Regions from separate parts of the Mus musculus genome. Here region 1 is linked to region 2. The links are chromatin loops, found by intact Hi-C in ENCODE. Cell type or tissue: left cerebral cortex. All regions are shown on one strand. Links, peaks and the distances in the headings refer to the core of each region. The heading gives the core; the rest is flanking DNA. Region 1 has its middle 63 kb from the start of Gm31096. Region 2 has its middle 38 kb from the start of Gm30944.

The links. Hi-C counts contacts between places; a loop is a spot of excess contacts. Peaks named below come from ENCODE experiments on the same cell type or tissue, not always from the same donor. Only the 100,000 strongest peaks of a DNase experiment are listed, where the experiment ranks them.
Region 1: a loop joins it to region 2, with 9 times the contacts of the local background. A loop is called at or near these places in 2 of 42 quality-filtered maps.

The regions. Positions count from the first base shown.
Region 1 is chr3:85,183,985-85,186,902 of GRCm38, reverse strand. No RefSeq gene overlaps it. Among named protein-coding and RNA genes, the nearest start is that of Gm31096, 63 kb to the right of the region's middle. In left cerebral cortex, for the core only: no CTCF peak of the experiment used is centred there; DNase peaks (open chromatin) are centred at 540, 638, 1,699 and 2,538; H3K4me3 peaks cover 80 bases; H3K27ac peaks cover 2,323 bases.
Region 2 is chr3:84,983,189-84,986,106 of GRCm38, reverse strand. No RefSeq gene overlaps it. Among named protein-coding and RNA genes, the nearest start is that of Gm30944, 38 kb to the left of the region's middle. In left cerebral cortex, for the core only: no CTCF peak of the experiment used is centred there; DNase peaks (open chromatin) are centred at 574, 879 and 1,533; H3K27ac peaks cover 2,414 bases.

The sequences.
Region 1 (2,918 bases), core at 222-2,721, 200 kb before region 2:
CCGGTAATGAAGACGTGAACCGCTGAAATGCCGTGTCAGATGGCGGCGGTGACATCTGAAAGCCGTAATTTGCTGCTCGGCATATTTTTGTTCCAGGTACCAGAGCCTGCACAAACGCTGTCGCGTCTCTCCCGAGGCAGCCGCTCTGCTCTCCAGCCTGGCTCTGGGCCAGGTGGTCTTGGCCTTGCCAACAGGTTTCTTTGGTGGAGAGCTCAAGAAGTCTTTGCTTGGATCGTCTGACCAAGCAGAAACCGGGGAGTACCATGAGGTTAAAAGCACCCCTTACTCCCCAAAGTGCAGGTCGCTTGAACCGCCCGTATCCCCTCACCCCAATCTAGTGACCTGACTTCTTAAAGGGTGACTTATAAGGGATCAAAATAATTTTAGCCATGCCAAGGCTGGAGGGCTCTTAAAAAGGAAAGATTACTACAAGCAAGGCACAAGAAACACAGATCTGTTGTTCAGAGCGGCTCGCTCCTTTTTCAATCAGCAGCTTCTCCATTCTTTCTTTCTCTCTTGGTTGATACCTTCCCAGAAGCCCAGCCAAGCAGACAAGCAATTTCTATAAGTATAGGCCTTCAAATGAAAGGTTGTCCTTTGAGCCCTCACTGGCTACCTGGCACTTCAGTGGAATCAGTACCCGTGTTCTAGCCTCTGTCTGTAAGCGAAGAGGGATCTCCCACGGGCACACTCAGGCTATGCTTAAACCACAGGAACTGGGAGATTCACGGTCTGGGCCTAGAGTGGGGCCTTTCACAGCTTAATCCTCCCAGCTGGGCCTCAGCTCCGCAAGCCGCGCATACATCTGTTGACCCGCTGCTCTCTGGATGGCCTCCCTGCCAGGCTCGCTGGAGTGGGCGGAGAGGATAAAGTGACAGTGAACAACAGGAGTCTCAGCTCCTGGCCTGGGTTCCTGAGAGCACAGGCTGCAAAGCAGGCTTAACAGCCTCCAGAAACGCCCGCCCGGAGGGGCAGGGGCAGGACAAGACCTCTTTCACTTAAGTGGAGGGTTTACCTCAAGGACAGGATCTCAAGGACTCCTAGGTGCTCGGTGTAGAATCACCCTGAGACTGGGAGGCACTCTGTAAATGCTTCCCTGGAAAACTTCCGTTGGGCAAACTACTGGGACCAGCAGGTTATTCATCTCCCACAGCATGGTGGTCCAAAGGCAACAGGGAGCAGGCAACAGACTTCTCCACACCCAGAAAAGCCCGCTGTCACCTTCGCTGCTCACGGGCACACTGTCCAACACTGGCTCTTTGAACCACAAACATTTTCTCACCTAGCCAACAGCATAACCCACTTCATAAACTGTGATCATGGGGTCACGCGGAGAGATGATAGAAGACTCGCTTGTTAAATGCAACGTTTTAGGGTTGTTTTTTCCCACTCCTGTATCATTGAGATTAAATTTATGTGTTTTGCTGAAATTCACCTTTTTTATACCTCATTCTTCCACTCCTATGAACGCATGCTTTCATGTAAATTGCATTACAATCAAGATAGAAAACATTTCTACAGTCCCCAGAAGTTCCCGCACGCCCCTTTCTAATCAATCCTGACCCCTCAGCCCCAGCTCCAGGCAGCACTGATCTATTTTCTGTCCCTATGGTTTCCGCTTCTTTCCAGAATGGCACATAAATAGAACCGTACAGTATGTGTACGGCTTCCTGAGTCAGGCTTCGTTCACTTAGCATGATCCATGACTGTGTTAGTAACGTGTTTTCTCTCATCGCTAAGAAGCATGCAGGTATCTGTCACCCATTAACCAGCTGAAGGACGTCTGGATTGCTTCCAGTTTGGGGTGATTATGAGCAAAGTCAGAGTGAACACCCAAACTCGGGGGTTGGTGCGATTGGAAGTTATCATTTCAGTAAATAGCCTGAGCCAGATTGGCTGGTATCAGTGCATTCATAGCTTTGAAAAGTAACTGCCAAACTGTTTTCCAAAACAATCGCAATTTATTCCCACCGGCAGCATAGCTATGATTGTTCCATGGTCCCGTGTTTTTCTGACATGGTTGCAGCTTCTTGTTTGATTGCTATTTTCATGGGTAACTAGCTGTAATTAATTGTAGTGGTATTTTAGTTGTATATCAACAGCGATGCCAAACCCTTTTGTGTGCATACTTACCATCTATATGGCTTCTCTGATAACACATCTGTTAAGATGGTTTGCCTGCATTTTATAGAGCAGTCTGGTTTTTACTTACTACCAAACTGTGAGATTTCCATCTACACACAAGCTCTTTCCCAGATATGTGATTTACAGATGTTTTCTCCACATGTTATTTTTCTTATTCTCTTTATTTTTGGTGTTGTTTTCCATTTCCTTTATTTTTTATTTCTTGAAGAAAAAAAAAGTAAGTTTTTATCAAATCAAGTCTAGTTTATCAGTTAGATAATCTCTTTGGTTTGTATCCAAGAACTCACTGCTTAAGTCAGAACCACGGAGATTTTTCTCCTGAGTGTTTTATAGCAGTCTGTGTCAATGCTGTCTTCTCCTCTGTTTATGTTTATGTAACCCCGCCCACACCACGCTCAACAGTCTGTCCTTCCCTGTATCCAGAGTCTGCTGCCAGTGTGTGCATAGCATTCTCTGGGACTCCCTGCCCTGTTCAATTGATCTAAATGCCTGTCCTTTCTACAGCCTATCCTTTCTGCAGCATGGTTCTCATCATTCCTGTGATAAACGCCTCGGAGTTAAGAGAACGGACTCTTCACCATGAGCCTGTCTCTCATTGGTTGCTTCCTTAAGCTAATTTCCATAATGGTCTCCCAACCATCTTCATGATTTCTATTGGAGAAATGATTTGCTCCCAGGTTGGAGGAGAGCATCTTCGTCCAAGGGGAGTTCACAGTGGGTAGACACGGTGGATCTCTATTTGTATCAGTTTTTTTTTTCACCAAAATCTTATA
Region 2 (2,918 bases), core at 195-2,694:
AATTTCACCCTTTTTCCAAATGCTCAGCCATCCTATCATATTTAAGAGACTGACAGTGAAAGACCAAGAAACCTGGGCATGATTTTGCATGCTTTCGATTCCCAAGTGCGGGCTAAGATGGAAGTGGGCTAAGATGGAAGTTTCGTCTCTCAGGAAATGAGACTCCACTGCACACTATATTCCCAAAGGGAGACTTTCAGATCCCTGGCACATTTGGGAAGGCATTTTGAATATTGTACCCCGGAAGTCTTATTGATGAGTAAGTCTGAAAATGGTCACCAAGACACTGTTAGTGGTAGTGGCAGTGACGACGATGATCACTGCAAAGTGAATTAGTCACACACTCTGGCCTCCACACATGTAGGATGCCACCGTGTACATGTCTCCCAGTAAATAATAAGTGTAAGAAAAAATTAAAACTTGTAGAGTCACACAGGTGGCTGAAATGGAATTTGGATCCGGTTGTCTCTCCTTCCTGATGATGGTAATAGCACTCGGCTGCTGAGATGTGTTGAGGATTCACCGTGCACGCCTTTACCTTCTGCATGGTCTGGCCTCCTTTCAAGCCTCAGAATGCAGAAGCTTGCTGTTCCTCTCTTTGGATGGCTGTTTTTGGCACACAAGTAGACCAGTAACATTTATTTTTAAAAATTCTTATGTAACTGAAGTATTTAACTTCTGTAGCAATTCCCTGCCCCCCTGCCCAAGGACCTGAAAACAGACCTTCTTTAAAAATTATAATTACATTTATTATTCCTGTAGAGGGAGGGAACAGGCATGTTGAGGTCAAAGGGCAACTCGTGGGAGTTAGTTTTCATCTTCCACTGTGTGGATCTCAGGGATTGAACGCAGGCTGTCATGCTTGATGACAAGCACCCTTCTGGCTGAGTCATCTCGCCCGCCCTAAAAAAGGTGGCTTATGACTTTCCCAACACAATTTCCCCACTCCTCCTGTATTTCCTCTGCTGTGCGGAGCTCAGAGAACAAATTGTTCTCTAGCAACTCTTTTGTTTTTGCAGTTGGAGAGATTGAGGGGATCCCAGCACACAACACTAGAAAACTGACTCGTGTTTTCTACAGTTCTCTCCAGTTGAGTTAAGGCTCGTGGTTGTTATATCTTCCAAATTGATAGGTCAAGAATGAGGATCACTGGTATGATATGCACACACACACACACACACACACACACACACACACACCCTCAGGTTTGCAAGACAGTGAGATATTCTGAATGAGATATACATAGTGCATAGTGGTCCATACCTTTAATCTCAGCACATGGGCAGCGTAAACAGATATAGCTTTGTGAGTCTGAGGTTAGCCCGGTCTATGTAGAGCATCCCATGACATTTAGGGCTGCATCATGAGAACTTTTCTTTAAAAAAAAGGCGGTGGGTGGATCCCCTAATGCAAGTTTCTCTTCTTGTGTGTGTGTGTGCTTGGCAATAAAATGAGATTATCTGTAATAAAAGTGTTTCATTACACAAGTCAATTACAAATATTTACAGTCCAAGTGTACAAGGCAGCTGAAGTTAGAGTAGTTGTTAGGTCTCAAACCTGGGACAAAGAGCTGAGGCGCTGATTTAACTGGATCAAACTGGATCTGGTGGCCAGGTTCTCCCAGCATCCCTCAGTCCCTGTTACAGGGTCCTCTTGGCTGGCATACTCTGCCCTCTACCCTAAACTTCTGCAGCCCAAGGGCTGGGCTGCCCTTCCCCTAGCTGCTCTTCCCTATAGAATCCAGCCATTTTGGCTACACCAGCCCTTTTGGCCTCTTGCTCCAAGCTCCCTCCTCTCTATCCCTCTTCTTCCTTCTCACTTCTCCTCACATGATCCACCTCAGTCTGCTGGTCATGTCCACTATGGACTCTCTCCCTGATGCCTCTGTCTGCACTCTCCCTCCTATCTACCATAAGACTTCTCCTCTACCGTACCTAGTATACCATGCCCTCCTTTTATTCTTTTTTTTTCTTCATTCAGTAATAACTACAAATCCTTAATGACTACATGTCAAGCCCTATACTAACTTGACCTACATTGTGTCATGTTGTCCTCATATTACCTCACCTACAGATGAGAAGACTAAGTTGTGAGACTGGCCAATTCACCTTGAAACTGAAGAGGCTACATAAGGGCAATGAGTTACTGGAAGTTGTAGTACTTTAAGATGGGCATGGGTTGCTGGGAGTTGTAGTCCTCCTGATGGGCAGAGCCATGCCACAATGAGATGCACTTCTAATACACAAACCTAATGATCTCCTTAAACATATCACAAGGAAGGGACCCACATTTACTACTTTGTTGTATGGTTCTGATTCTAAGCACTCACTCTGGATCCAGTTTTGACAAGTCTAAGTTAGTAAGCTTCAGCTCTCCCAAATCCGTATCCAGTGTTTACCGCGGGTGCTCTTCGTTGCATCCTTACCTTTTTGGATCCTTTTGGTGTGTTTAAACTACCACCTTACTTTATCGGGAGTGTCATCAGATTGATAAGCTCGCCTTTTCTGATTATTACTTAGTATGGTGGAAGGACGGTTTGATGAAGTCTTATGAACTTCATTGTGAATCTAAGTCTTGTTAGCAACCTCATACTGAAGAGTGCTTTGCAGTTTCTTTTGTAAGCTGTGAACCTCTTGGGGAAAAAGTAAATTGGCAAAATGTTTTTGTGGCTCATAATAGTGGAACCTTTGGTTTGCAAGGATCATCTCTAAGTAATTTTTTGTTTCTTGCAGACCAGAGCTGTCCAAGTGAAACAAAGTCCACAGACAAACAGAAGAAATAGGTTTTGGCCCAAGATGTTCAGGAGAGTCAGCAAAATATGGATCCCCTCAGTGGTTCCTTGTCCTCCAGAATCCTGGGAAGAATCAGATCTGAAATACAAACACTGCTATTTTTATACTCAATGGTAAACTGGGAAG